2 separate regions of the Homo sapiens genome follow, and region 2 is linked to region 1. The links are chromatin contacts, found by Hi-C in ENCODE. All regions are on one chromosome and are shown on one strand. Each heading gives the region's core, a stretch centred on a gene start or an enhancer-like site at or near the end of the contact. The rest is flanking DNA. Distances are from core to core; before and after follow the strand shown. Region 1 overlaps NCAM1 (neural cell adhesion molecule 1). Region 2 overlaps NCAM1 (neural cell adhesion molecule 1).

Evidence for each region. Hi-C counts contacts between places; a loop is a spot of excess contacts on that map.
Region 2: a loop to region 1 is called in a map of heart left ventricle, with 2.2 times the contacts of the local background. The contact joins two enhancer-like sites. A Hi-C loop is called at or near these places in 6 of 168 maps with a recorded cell type or tissue (GM12878, GM13976, breast epithelium and 3 more).

The regions. Positions count from the first base shown.
Region 1 is chr11:113,128,433-113,134,249 of GRCh38, forward strand. All of the region lies in intron 1 of NCAM1 (neural cell adhesion molecule 1), which reads left to right. Among named protein-coding and RNA genes, the nearest start is that of NCAM1-AS1, 140 kb to the right of the region's middle. Within about 2 kb of position 4,084, at least 4 of the 41 ENCODE cell types and tissues checked have a DNase peak (open chromatin) inside an H3K27ac peak, as active enhancers do.
Region 2 is chr11:113,188,162-113,194,114 of GRCh38, forward strand. All of the region lies in intron 1 of NCAM1 (neural cell adhesion molecule 1), which reads left to right. Among named protein-coding and RNA genes, the nearest start is that of NCAM1-AS1, 83 kb to the right of the region's middle. Within about 2 kb of position 2,235, at least 8 of the 41 ENCODE cell types and tissues checked have a DNase peak (open chromatin) inside an H3K27ac peak, as active enhancers do.

The DNA of each region.
Region 1 (5,817 bases), core at 2,834-5,333:
TACAAGAGTCTGTGGTAAATGGTTCCTCCCCTCCATGTTCACAGTCTAGTGAATGAATGAGACATTTGTTTAAGAAGAAAAGTCACGATAAGGGGTATATACTCCATGGTGACAATGGTGACAACGAACTCTGCTTTTATCCCTTCCCACAGCAGCGTCCTTTCCCTCTGCCCCCTTCATAGGCATGCCCCCTCCTTTAGTCCTCTTTATTCTTGGGATGACTTACTCACATCTCTGTGCTTGGCTTAGAAGTTGAAAAATAGGCCTCGTATTTCTCATTTTATTGGAGACTCTTTTTAGCAGGGTCAACTTGGATTCCAAAGAGGAAGGAATGAGTGGAGAGATAGGGAGGAGAAGCTGCCAAGTGGGCATGGGCGTGGGGGTACAGGCCGTGTTTGTCACTGGGGACAGCTGGAATTATTGACATTCATGACCTGCAATTGGAGAGTAACTAAAATACTTCAAGTTGTGAGGGTGTGTGTGTGTGTGTGTGTGTGTGTGTGTGTGTGTGTGTGTGCATGCGTGCAGGCACACATGATATATTAAAAATTAATCCTTGGGGGAGATTATATAGAGCAAAAAACGAGAGCAGAAACATTAAACCCATCTTTATTTTTTCTGGGAGCTGTACAGTTTAAGGGAGGCTTTTTGCCTTCTCATTGGACAAAACCTGATAGGTGAAGTCTGGGAAGAGCCACCAGAATAACAGCTTTCTCCTTTCACTTCTGGATTGGAGAAGTGTAGGGCCAAGTCTCCTTTGAATTTCACATGGGGCCTCTCATTTCCCTAAGAGGACCCTTTGGGTCTGACAAATGAAGATATTTTCAATAAAAATCTCTCATTAGCTTGGTATCTTAGGGCCAAGTTTTGCTTTTGAAGATTAAACTGTTGTCCTGGCAGATTGGTTTCTACATAATTTTCTGTGCATGCGGAGCTGGAGCTGTACGTCTCCACTGGCTACATCTTCACTATAATGAGATTCTTTTTGGGTGTGTTTCCTAGGGACTCTATAGACAAGGACCTGTATTTTTTTTATGCCAGTAACAGTGACTAAGACATATGAGCATCCATCATTTGCTCTCTAAAATGGCTGCTCAGTCACAGCTGTGAGATGAACACAGGGATGAACTTGGTCAGGAAGACTAAATCCTGTTCATTTCATCCACTGATTAAATATGGCGTTATTCTGGAAAAACTCCTTAGAACTGATCTTTCTCTACTCATGCCATAGGAGCCCAAAAATGTCAAATGAATACACTGGCACCAAGATTCCTAGGAGAGAGGCAGGAATGTGGATTTCAAGATTTCTTATGAGACTGCGCAGCATTGTGAACATCCTGAATAAAGAAGATATGTGTTCAGTGACAAGGGTGAACAGCCTCAATTCATCCTGCCCTTGAGGTTCTTTTCAGCCCATTGCTAGTTAAGTAAATAGGCCAGCAATTTAGCATAATGCTCTGGTAGCTTCAGGTTTTGCTGTGTTAGACACTCATTTCATGTAGGACACACAGGCTTGCCCTTTTTAATGTTATTATCACGTTTTTTAACAGCACTAACAGCACTTATGGCCCTCTGGATGTACACGTGGGTGTCTAAGGGCCCCCTTTTTGGTGATACCATTAATTCAAATAAGAAGATGGCCACATAGAAGACAGGCTTTGCCCACTACATCTTCCAAATGTCAGTGTCTTGTGTTTGACAGTAGAGATCCTTATAAATTTGAAGCCTCGTTCAGTATTCACATTGGCGAGCAGGCTCTAGCTATTGTTGGCAGAGTGTCTGCAAACAATATTTTTAGGAGCATTGGAATTAACTTTTTTAAAAATTAATTTCTGGTTTTAGAAGCTTGTCATGGTTTTCCTTTGCTTGACAGATATTTATTGTGCATCTTCTATGTGCCTAGCACTGTGCAAGACACTGGGGCACAACACTGAACAAAACAGAGAAAATCCCTGCCTTCATTAAGCTTATTAAATACATTCAATGAGTCAATTAAACAGTATGCCACAAAGTGATGTATATTAATAGGGAAACAAATCAAACAACTAGGGCAACTAGGATTGGGAGTGCCAAGGAACAGTGGTGTTGGCAAATTAGGTGAGTTTGAAAAGAAATTTGGATACAAATAATAGGCTGAATTCTGCCCAATGACTGGGCTGTAGATACCTTTGTGACATCATTTGTACCATTGTCTTGTTATTTTATTTGATCTTTCATGCTATGTCCTGCTTCTGTTAGTAGTTTGTAAGCAACTTGAAGACAGGAATGATAAATCATAAGTCCTGGCTTCCCCTAGTAGTACACATTGCAACTGCTCCCCACCTGTGGATTGGATTAAATGCATTTATACCTCCCCATCAGCAAAAGATAAGTGTGACCTTGTGCGTGGCTATTTCCTAAACCTGTATCAAGTGTGTGATGGGGGTGTGTGTGATATTTAGGATATTCTTCCTAAGGTAGAATGGTGGTATTGTTGCAGTCCTTCGTCGAATTGTTCATAGTAACTCTCTCCTTGCAGCACTGGTTGGACTATGAGGAAAACTACTAGAGACCTTTTCTTTTCTATTCCTCCTCTGGAAAAATTTGCTTCCTTAGCCTAAAAGTCACAGGACAGACGGTTAGTAACGGCTTGACCTAAACCAACTGGGAACAGTTGCCTCCGTATTCATATTTAGCTCTGAAGAGCTTCAGACCTTGTGGTCTGATCCAAGATATTCCAGCTGCTGTCAGGAAATTCTTTTTTATGTTCTTTCTAAATTTAATTGAAGTCTATTTGTCTTTTTTCGAGGTAGGCTGTGGAAGAGGCAAACTAGTTGATGTGATTAGCAGTGAGCCCTGTCATGGCCTGTCAGGAGCCTTTCTCTTGATGCTTTCCACCCTCTGGGCTGTGTGAGGGATGACACAAAACCACCTGTCCCACCCCAAAAGATAGTCTGCTGTGCCTCCTCACTGGGCTTCCAGGACATTTTCTCCAAGCCCATTTTACTCAGGGATTCATTGATTGTAAGGAACAACACACATGCAGAAGAGCTTAAAAGAGAAAGAGGGATGTGTTGGAAGCACACAGATGTATCTAATGGAAGCTAAACCTGGCAGTGCGCCACCCTTGCAAGGGGTATGTAAGTGAAGTCATCATAACAGATGAAGCCTCAGACCTCAGTGGCTCAGGACAGCAGGGGTTGATGTCTCGTGCTCAGAAACTCCCACAGCTGGGTGAGGCAGGCTGTGCTCCACACAGTCATTCAGGGGTCCAGGATGTCAAATCTCTGCTGTCTTCCCCCAGACGTCCCCAGCCAGGCAGCTGATAGGAGAGATGAGTGGAAGATCGAGCAGGTGGTTTTAGGGGCCAGTCACAAAAGTGGCATAAATGATTTCCACCCATAATCCCCTGGCCAGAACCCAGCCACGTGGTTATGGCTTACTGGTCGGGAGATGAGGAAATGAAGTCTAGCTGTATGCCCATTGGTAAAGGGAAGTAGGTTTGGAGGACAGTTAGCCATCTCTGCCATAACCAGGAACTTGAAGTCCGTCTGGAGCTAGGTGAGCCACTTCCTTTGCCCTGCCAGAAAACTGTGTGTCTTCTGTGCTTGTTTCTGTTCAGATGAGGAGAGGGACAGAGATGGTTTTTAGTGAGTAAAGAAACGCACATCCTCTCCCTCCTCCATGACTTTGCAGTCCTCTGTGTGGACACTGTTTTAGCTTGCTGGAACACCATGCTGGGCTTCGGTAAGGCCCTTCATCGCCCCTTGCTCTTGGCCAGGGGTCAAAGGTCAGCTGAGTTGTTAGCATATTCTGTGCAGGCTCATCTCAGACAGCTAACAACAGGCACTGAAATAATGTCTGTAAAATATGTGAGCAAAGACAGTTCTCCCAGGAGACTCTGACCTAAATTTTGAGCCAGGCTCTGCAAATTTGCCTCTTTAACTAGGAAAAGATGAAACAAAGGACAGGTTCCTTCAATTCACATCTGTTCAGTCCTGCCTCAGCTCTAGATAATGTGTGTTCCTTAATGCCCCCAAGGGAGAGGGGGCTTTACCTTCTCTCCTTTCGGGGTTTCTACACTGTATCTTCTCCCCAGTATAGCAGTCAACACAACTCCCAGCTCCTAGGCTCAGCCGCACAGCTTTAAGGGGGTTCAGATGAGTTTGGGATCAGGCATATATTAGGAAGCATGTGTGTGTGTGTGTGTGTGTGTGTGTGTGTGTGTGTGTGTGTGTGTCAGAGCGGGGGTGGGGGAGCTGGAGAGAGAGAGAGAGCGTGTTTAGGAACCGCTGGGGAACACTGCAGTTCCCCAGTGAACACTGTCCATTTCCCCTGTTTAGTGTTTGAGGCAGCAAAGCTATTACAGGAATAGGAAGGACAGTTGGCCTGACCCACCCCATAGAGGTCTGTCCTACCCCTATTGAGACTGGAGAATTGTCACCACCTTCCCACACCAGAGGCCTCTTCCACAGGGCCATGTATACTGTCTGTTTTATAAGCCACATCTCAGAAATGTTAGGGAGTATGGAAATGTTGGGGCCAGTGCCATGGTTGTATGTTGAGGGAGTGAAACTCTCTTCTCAGGTTCAGGAGAAGGTATTACAAGAAGAGGAACCCATACCCAGACAGCCCTGCTGTTGTCCTGCATTGTTGAGGGAGGAATTATGTCCTATGTGTTTGTAGTAACAGAATCCACAGCTAAGAAAAGACAAGCTCAGGAGGGAAGTCCTTGGGTAGATGCTAAAGAGCCTTCTCTTTGTTCTTTGTGCCAGAAGCTATAGGTTTCTAATTATGATGGCAGGAGAAGTGTCCTTATGAAGTGTGTCGCTGTGTATAAAAATATCTCTATGTTTTGTTATTGCTGTGTTCTTTGTGTGATAGATGTTATTAGGAGCACACTCTGTCCTTTCCAAGGACGTAATCTGACTGTTTTCTGTTTCCTCTTCTTTTTTGCTTTGCTTTCCAACCTGATGATGTGCTGCTGTGTTCTGTTGCAATGAAATTCCTTCATCTGTTTCACATCGCAACAAAAAGGTAAGGAACTGCAAACCGTATTAACATGCTGAAACAGCACCAACTTATATAACATGCAAAAGGAGATGCATTTTAATCACTGGGAATTTTTTTACTTTAAGAGAAAAAGTGATGGATTGTGAGGACCTCAATTCTCGTATTGGTGTTTGGCTGATGGATTTCACATCTCCTGGGGCCTGGTGTTGAATAAGACTCAGGTTTATGTGTGTGATGGGGGAGGAAGTCAGGGGGGAATCTTTGTGTTTATGAGTTTTTGTCAGCAGCTCACAAACTTGGAGAAACATTCACAGACATTTCACAGTTAAGCTGTGTAAAGACAAAAATATTAAATAAAAAGGTGAGAGGGATGTTAATATTGCTTTGGCTCCAGACTTTGAAGCAAAAGTAATTCAACTAATAATGAGTTCATTAAATATGTGTCATGATAGGGGAGAGGCCATTTAGGTTCTTTGCCAAATGAGAAAATTTGTAATTTTGTATCTGCTAATCACATCCACCTACCATATATTCTTTTTTCTCTCTTTGCCTATTTTCGGTGGCAAAAAAAAAACATATAAAATTGACCATGTTAATCATTTTTAAGTATACCCTTCAGTAGCGTTAAGTATTTTAACAATGTTGTGAAATAGATCTCCAGAAGTTTTTCATCTTGTAAAACTGCAAGTCTATACCCATTAAAGAACTTTCCTTTTCCTTTCCACCTCAGGCCCTGGCAAACACTCTTCTACTTTCTGTTTGTAAGAATTAAACTACTTTACATACTTCGCGTAGGTGGACTCACATAGTATTTGTCTTTTTATG
Region 2 (5,953 bases), core at 985-3,484, 58 kb after region 1:
AAGGGGAATGAAGGTAGGGATGCTGTTAGACAAAAGACGGGCATGTCGGGGAGATCCCAGCCCTTGTGAAACCAGCAGCCCATTTTATCACCATCGTCTGTGGATGAAAGCCTGAAAGCCACACCTCATCCTCTATGATGAGACCCTGAGAACCTCAAAGGGGCTCCTCAGTCACCCCCAGGACTCCACATCTATCTAAGAGCAGACAGATGTGTTACTGTTTCTACAGCAGCAGAAATTACAGCCTTGGCTGTCTGAAGCATTAGAGCCATTCAGCATGGAGTTTGTTTGGGGAAGTTTCTTATAGGAATAGAAGAGAACTGAAACTTGAATCTCTCAGCATTATATTTCAAAACATCCTGCATGAACTCCTTATTTAAATCTGTTCAGATTGATACTAGTCTGAGGGCTTCTCAGTTTTAGAGCTGTCAGTCCAATTTGGAATAGAAACTAGTTATTGCACCCCATATTTAGCTACTGTTGAGGTTGATTCTATTTTTAAAGAAGAAAATTTCAGTGACTGGTGACCTGGGTTCTTTTTAAGGAACCCAGTTTTGCCTGGTCACTGTGACTTGACACAAACCAGTGACTTTTGGTCACTAACATTCCCAGGGGGAATTCACTGTCCAGGGAGACAGGGTGAGGAAGGTGGTGTGTGTGTGTGTGAGTGTGAGTGTGTGTGTGTGTGTCTCCCTGTGTGTATGTATGTGGTTTCTTCCCATTGTCCCACTCACATCTCTTATTTAGAGTTGGTGCTGGGATGCCAGGCAGAGTCACCGTGGTCACTGTAAACTTCCACCTCCAGAAAAGGCATTTGTTCTCCTGAAGATGGAAGGAAGTTTTCTGCAGACCTCCCCTGAAAAGAGTTTGTCCTCTCCGTAGGCTTTTCCCTTTCATTTAGACAGCAATACCAGTGATCCAGGAATAAGGAAGCTTAGTTACTTGGTTTTAAAGTTATAAATAACTAGAATTTGTCACCTTGGTAGGGAAGTTAAGAAGCATAGCCTCGGCCGGGCACGGTGGCTCACACCTGTAATCCCAGCACTTTGGGAGACTGAGGCAGGCAGATCACAAGGTCAGGAATTTGAGACCAGCCTGGCCAATATGGTGAAACCCCGTCTGTACTAAAAATGCAAAAATTAGCCAGGCATGGTGGCGTGTGCTTGTAGTCCCAGCTACTTAGGAGGCTGAGGCCAGAGAATCACTTGAACCCAGGAGGCAGAGGTTGCAGTGAGCCGAGATCATGCCACTGCAGTCTGGCCTGGGTGACAGAGCGAGATTCTGTCTCAAAAAAAAAAAAAAAAAAGAAAAGAAAAGAAGCATAGCCTTTGTGAAATTCTTCCTAGAAGGAGACTTAGCTGCCATCTGATTAACTTGGTTTGTGTTTGTTTCTCATGGGTGAGCCTCGTTACTTGTCCCTGACCTTTGAATTGGTTCCTTGGGACTCCATTCTGATTTTAGTCCTTGAACATCAAAGCACATTATGACATTGTGCCTTGGGGGTGAGGGGCTGTCTTTAATGTTTCTGTCTTTGATTTCACAGACTGGGATTCAAAGGCTCTCTTGCCTGTTGGATGAAGCAAAGCGAGTTTGTCAAGGACAGTTGGGTTTGGATTGAGGGAGGAGGAAAGTCTTAAGAAAATCGTGAAAGAACTTAGTACTGATTGCTTAAATAAAAAATAAAAATGCTACCATAAAAACAAAACCCAAACAAACAAGGAAAAAAAAAAAAACTATGCTGGATAAAAGGATCTCATTCCATATTCAATTTGTATGACTTATTAGCAGTTCTTTTTGGATGTAGCATTATTCTGGGCAGGAAGACAGGAGCATAATTAGCACATGGGGGAGGTCCCAGTGACCAAGTTTGTGTGTTTGGTCGTGTTCCCCCAACCTCACTACTCCTACCAGTGAACCATTTCCCCAGCCCTCCCAACTGACTCCACCTAAATCTTTGATTTATTATAAGTCAGAAAAAATGGATAGCAACCTTGAGAGCAGCCAGAGGCCCTTGCTGTTCTTAGACACATAAATCACAAGGTAGAAGTACGAAGAATGAAGACAGAATGTCAGTAACCAGCCTGGGGGTTGGGGAAGGATTTTGGGACTTTTCTGGATCTCTGAAATTACAGCGTGTGAAGACAGGAGGAGGCCATCCACATAGCCTGAGGACTGTTAACTAACTGAGAAGGAGAAAGTAATGCTATGGGTAATTCTGTGGATGGATGCATCATAATGTTGCCAGATGTAATACTGCAGACTCACAGAAGAAGAATGTATTTTGGATGTGCCAGCACCGCCCCACGGCCACCATCTGCTGCTGCCCCTTCTCCTCTCCCCTCTCCACACCCAGCCCTAGGTTGGGCTACTCTGGGTTCTGAGTTCCTGATAAGCCATGGTCATGATGACGTGGCATTTCCTACCCTGATGAGTGGTGAAAAGCTGTGGGTTCCAGGGACAGCTTCTCATTTGTTCCCTAACTCAAGAAAGCGAAACAACGATGTCCCAGGGTATTCTGTTTGGCAAGTTATTATTCAAATGGCTGGATTTTCTTCTGCTCTACCTCCTTCAAAATTTTGTATAACTTAGTTTATGTATTATCTAGCAGGTCAGGCACCATCTGATCTGGTGTGACAGTGGTTGTGGGGGTGGGGAATGGACTCTCCATCCAGTAGAAGAGTGTGACCTCCAACAGGAATCCCTTTAACATGGACACTCTACAGATGACCCCTTAAGGAGAATGGCTGCTTGGAGACAGCACAAGTTGAGTGGCTATATGAATAATCTGTTTCAAATGCACACTCTGCAGGGAGTGGGGGCAGAACCAGTCACAATTTATGGATCATCAAAGGATAATTTTATTATCAACGTTTTAATAAGGAAAGGTATGGCTTATCCAGAACCCAAATTGGGGGATCAGTAGTAATCCATAGATGGGAAAATGAAAATCCAACTAGCAGCCCCCGACCCCATCCCTGTTGGCATCCACCACCAATGCTGAGAACTGAGCTATAGAGACAGAAGGGAAGGGCTGCAGGTGGACATTGAGGCTGGACCCACTGGTGGTGAGGAGCAGGGTTGGAGGGAATTCGGTTCAGAGAGGAAGGAAAGTCTACGGCAGGGAGAAGAGTGTAGCCAGGTGGGCTCAGGAATTCCAGCAACCTGTTTCCATTCCCTGTTTAAACTTAGTATATCCCTGGGCCTGAATCATATAGCTCCTAGGAGACAGTGTTTTTCTTTTCTTACATGCCTGCCTGCCAGTTCACCCAGTAGAAAATCAACTTCTTTTTCATCAGAGTTAATTTTGAGATTGACTTTATAGAAATATATACTTAAGAGCAAGGGCTGTGGAGCTGGATCTCCCTGGGTTCACATCTTGGCTTTACTGCTTACCAGCCTTGTGGCCTTGGGCTGGTTATTTAACCTCTCCATTCCTCAGTTTGTTTGTTTGTCAAATAGGATAATAGCAATACCTATCTTATAGGATTGTTGTGTGGATTAAGTGAAGTGCTTGGTACAGTGGCACAGAAGATAGATAGAGATAGATAGATACACATGTACATACATAGATATACACACATGTATGTGTGTATATGTGTGTGTGTGTGTGTGTATATATATATATATATATGTATATGAATGTGGAATTTTCCACTTGATATAAACCAAATTTAACAATTCTTTGCACTGGTTGTTGGAGACATTGTAAGCCTTTGTATCTTCAATAGCCCAGATGTGCTTAAAGCAATGAACACATAAGGACATTATTGAAAGGCACGGGCAGGATCTAAAATTCTCAGGATGAAGTTGCATGCTAGCATTCTCTGAATTTCTATTTTCTGAATGTAAAGAATAAAACATCTGCAAACAACAGCTGGACAAATATTGAAAGATATAATTCCAACTTCTTGCCATGTTGGCAAAAGCAGTTGAGAGAGAGGGAAATGCTTCGCCTTGTATCAGTACCTTTTTATAGCTGGAAGAAAAGAACATCGACGAGTCATTTTGTCAAGGTTTCAGGAGAGCAGACCAAAGAAAACATCGTCTGGAGCCTCCTGGAAGCAATCAGATAGTGTACAGCCATTTACTAAGAAGGCCTATCTTATCAGGGCAGATTGATGGATTGTGCTTTGTTTATCTGGAGAAGCTTAGCTGAGTTCCAAACATCAATTTGCATCCTTGCTCTACATTTTAGTAATTCAGTTTCATGCAAAGTGCTGGCCCGCAATAAGGGTCTGCTTAGACAAGGGAAAGAACAGGAAAGGTGGCCTGAAAAGGGAGCAAGAAACCTGAGCTTCTGTTAAAAAGTGCCCCTGGGGTTGGTGGGAGGCACTGGATGGATTAATCAGCTTGCCACAGGACTAGCAGAGCACACACCATTTGTCCAGCTTATTTAGCTGTGCTTAATAGAGCTATTCTCTCCCTTTAATGAGAGAATGGCTCTATTGGGATGCAGGTGAGACCGGGACAGAGCAGGCAAAGAGGAAACAGTTGAAGAAATAACTACTGAGGACACAAAAAGAAAATGAGACACAGAAGCAATAGAAAGCCCTGGGTCAAGTGTCAGGACAACGGCCAACCCTGTGGCTTTCAGACTTTGCTGCAGGCATCCCAGATTTCTGTTCCTGGTGTTTTCCTACCTATAAAATGAACGGGTTGGAGATAAGCGTCAGGTCCTTTCCAGCTCTAACCTCCTTTGTTAGTAAATGGCTCTGCAATCCTGGCCATGACTCCAACATAGTAGAAGATGGAAAAGTTGTGCTTATCATTAGGCCAGTTTCACCCCTTCTTGGCAGACCCCCCACACCCTTGGCTATCTGCTCCTCAGTGCATGAGGCTGCAGGACATTCCTGCCTTCACCTGTTGTGTTCTATATAAGACTGGGCTGATGTCCACTTGAAAAGGATTTCACTCCTGGCCTGGAATCTGGCCCTTTTGGAGCTCTATGGAGATACTTCTGATTTTTTTTGCTGCTTTGGTAGGAAGCAATAACATCTGGAAAGCATTCTCGTCTTCTATGAGACTCTGTTAAAACTAGAAAACAAACAAGCAGGCGTGTATCATCAAGTTAGGCGGGAGTCTCTCCTGGCTATGTGCTTGATCCACGGCTTTGGTCTAGGACATGTCTGTCTCCTGCTCTTGCTTATGCTCCCTTTGAGTCATTTCTTCTGACTGCCCATTAAGATGCTCCAGCGGGCTCCAGGCACAGTGGCTTATGCCAGCCTGGAGAGCCCAGCACTTCGAGAGGCCGAGGCGGTTGGATCATCTGAGGTCAGGAGTTCGAGACCAGCCTGGTGAACATGGTGAAACCCCATCTCTACAAATAATACAGAAATTAGCAGGGCATGCTAATTGGTGATGTGGGCCTGTAATCTCAGCTACTTGGGAGGATGAGGTGGGAGAATCGCTTGAACCTGGGAGGCAGAGGTTGCAGTGAAGCGAGATCCAGCCTGGGCAAGAAGAGCAAAATTCTGTGTCAAAAAAAGAAAGGAAGAAAAAGAAAAAAAGAAAGAGAGAAACAGAGAAAGAGAGAAAGAGAAAGGGAAAGGAAAAGAAATGAGAAAAGAGAACTGGGTGCCTTTTGGGGACTGGGAATTGGTGGTGGGAGTGAGAGCCTGGGAACCACATAATTCTATTACTTCTGAGGAGATCAACCAATGTGTAGACTTTCTTGCCCTATAACCAGAAGCACAGGATGCTGTGACATGAAATTAGTCACGTTTTCTAGCAGCTAGGTGGTTTGTAGGGGCAGCAACCATGGTTTGAAACCACTCACTTCTTTCTATAAAACTAAATCGGACCTAATGAAATGCTAATTTGACCCAGGGAACTCAGGAGGCCAAGAGAACTGAAGCTGTTATCTGGCTTGGCTCTGTGTTCTGATTTGAAGCCAGCCCCCATGGAACAGAGCCAGTCCCCAATTATGCCGGATTCCCAGCAGCTCATATAATTT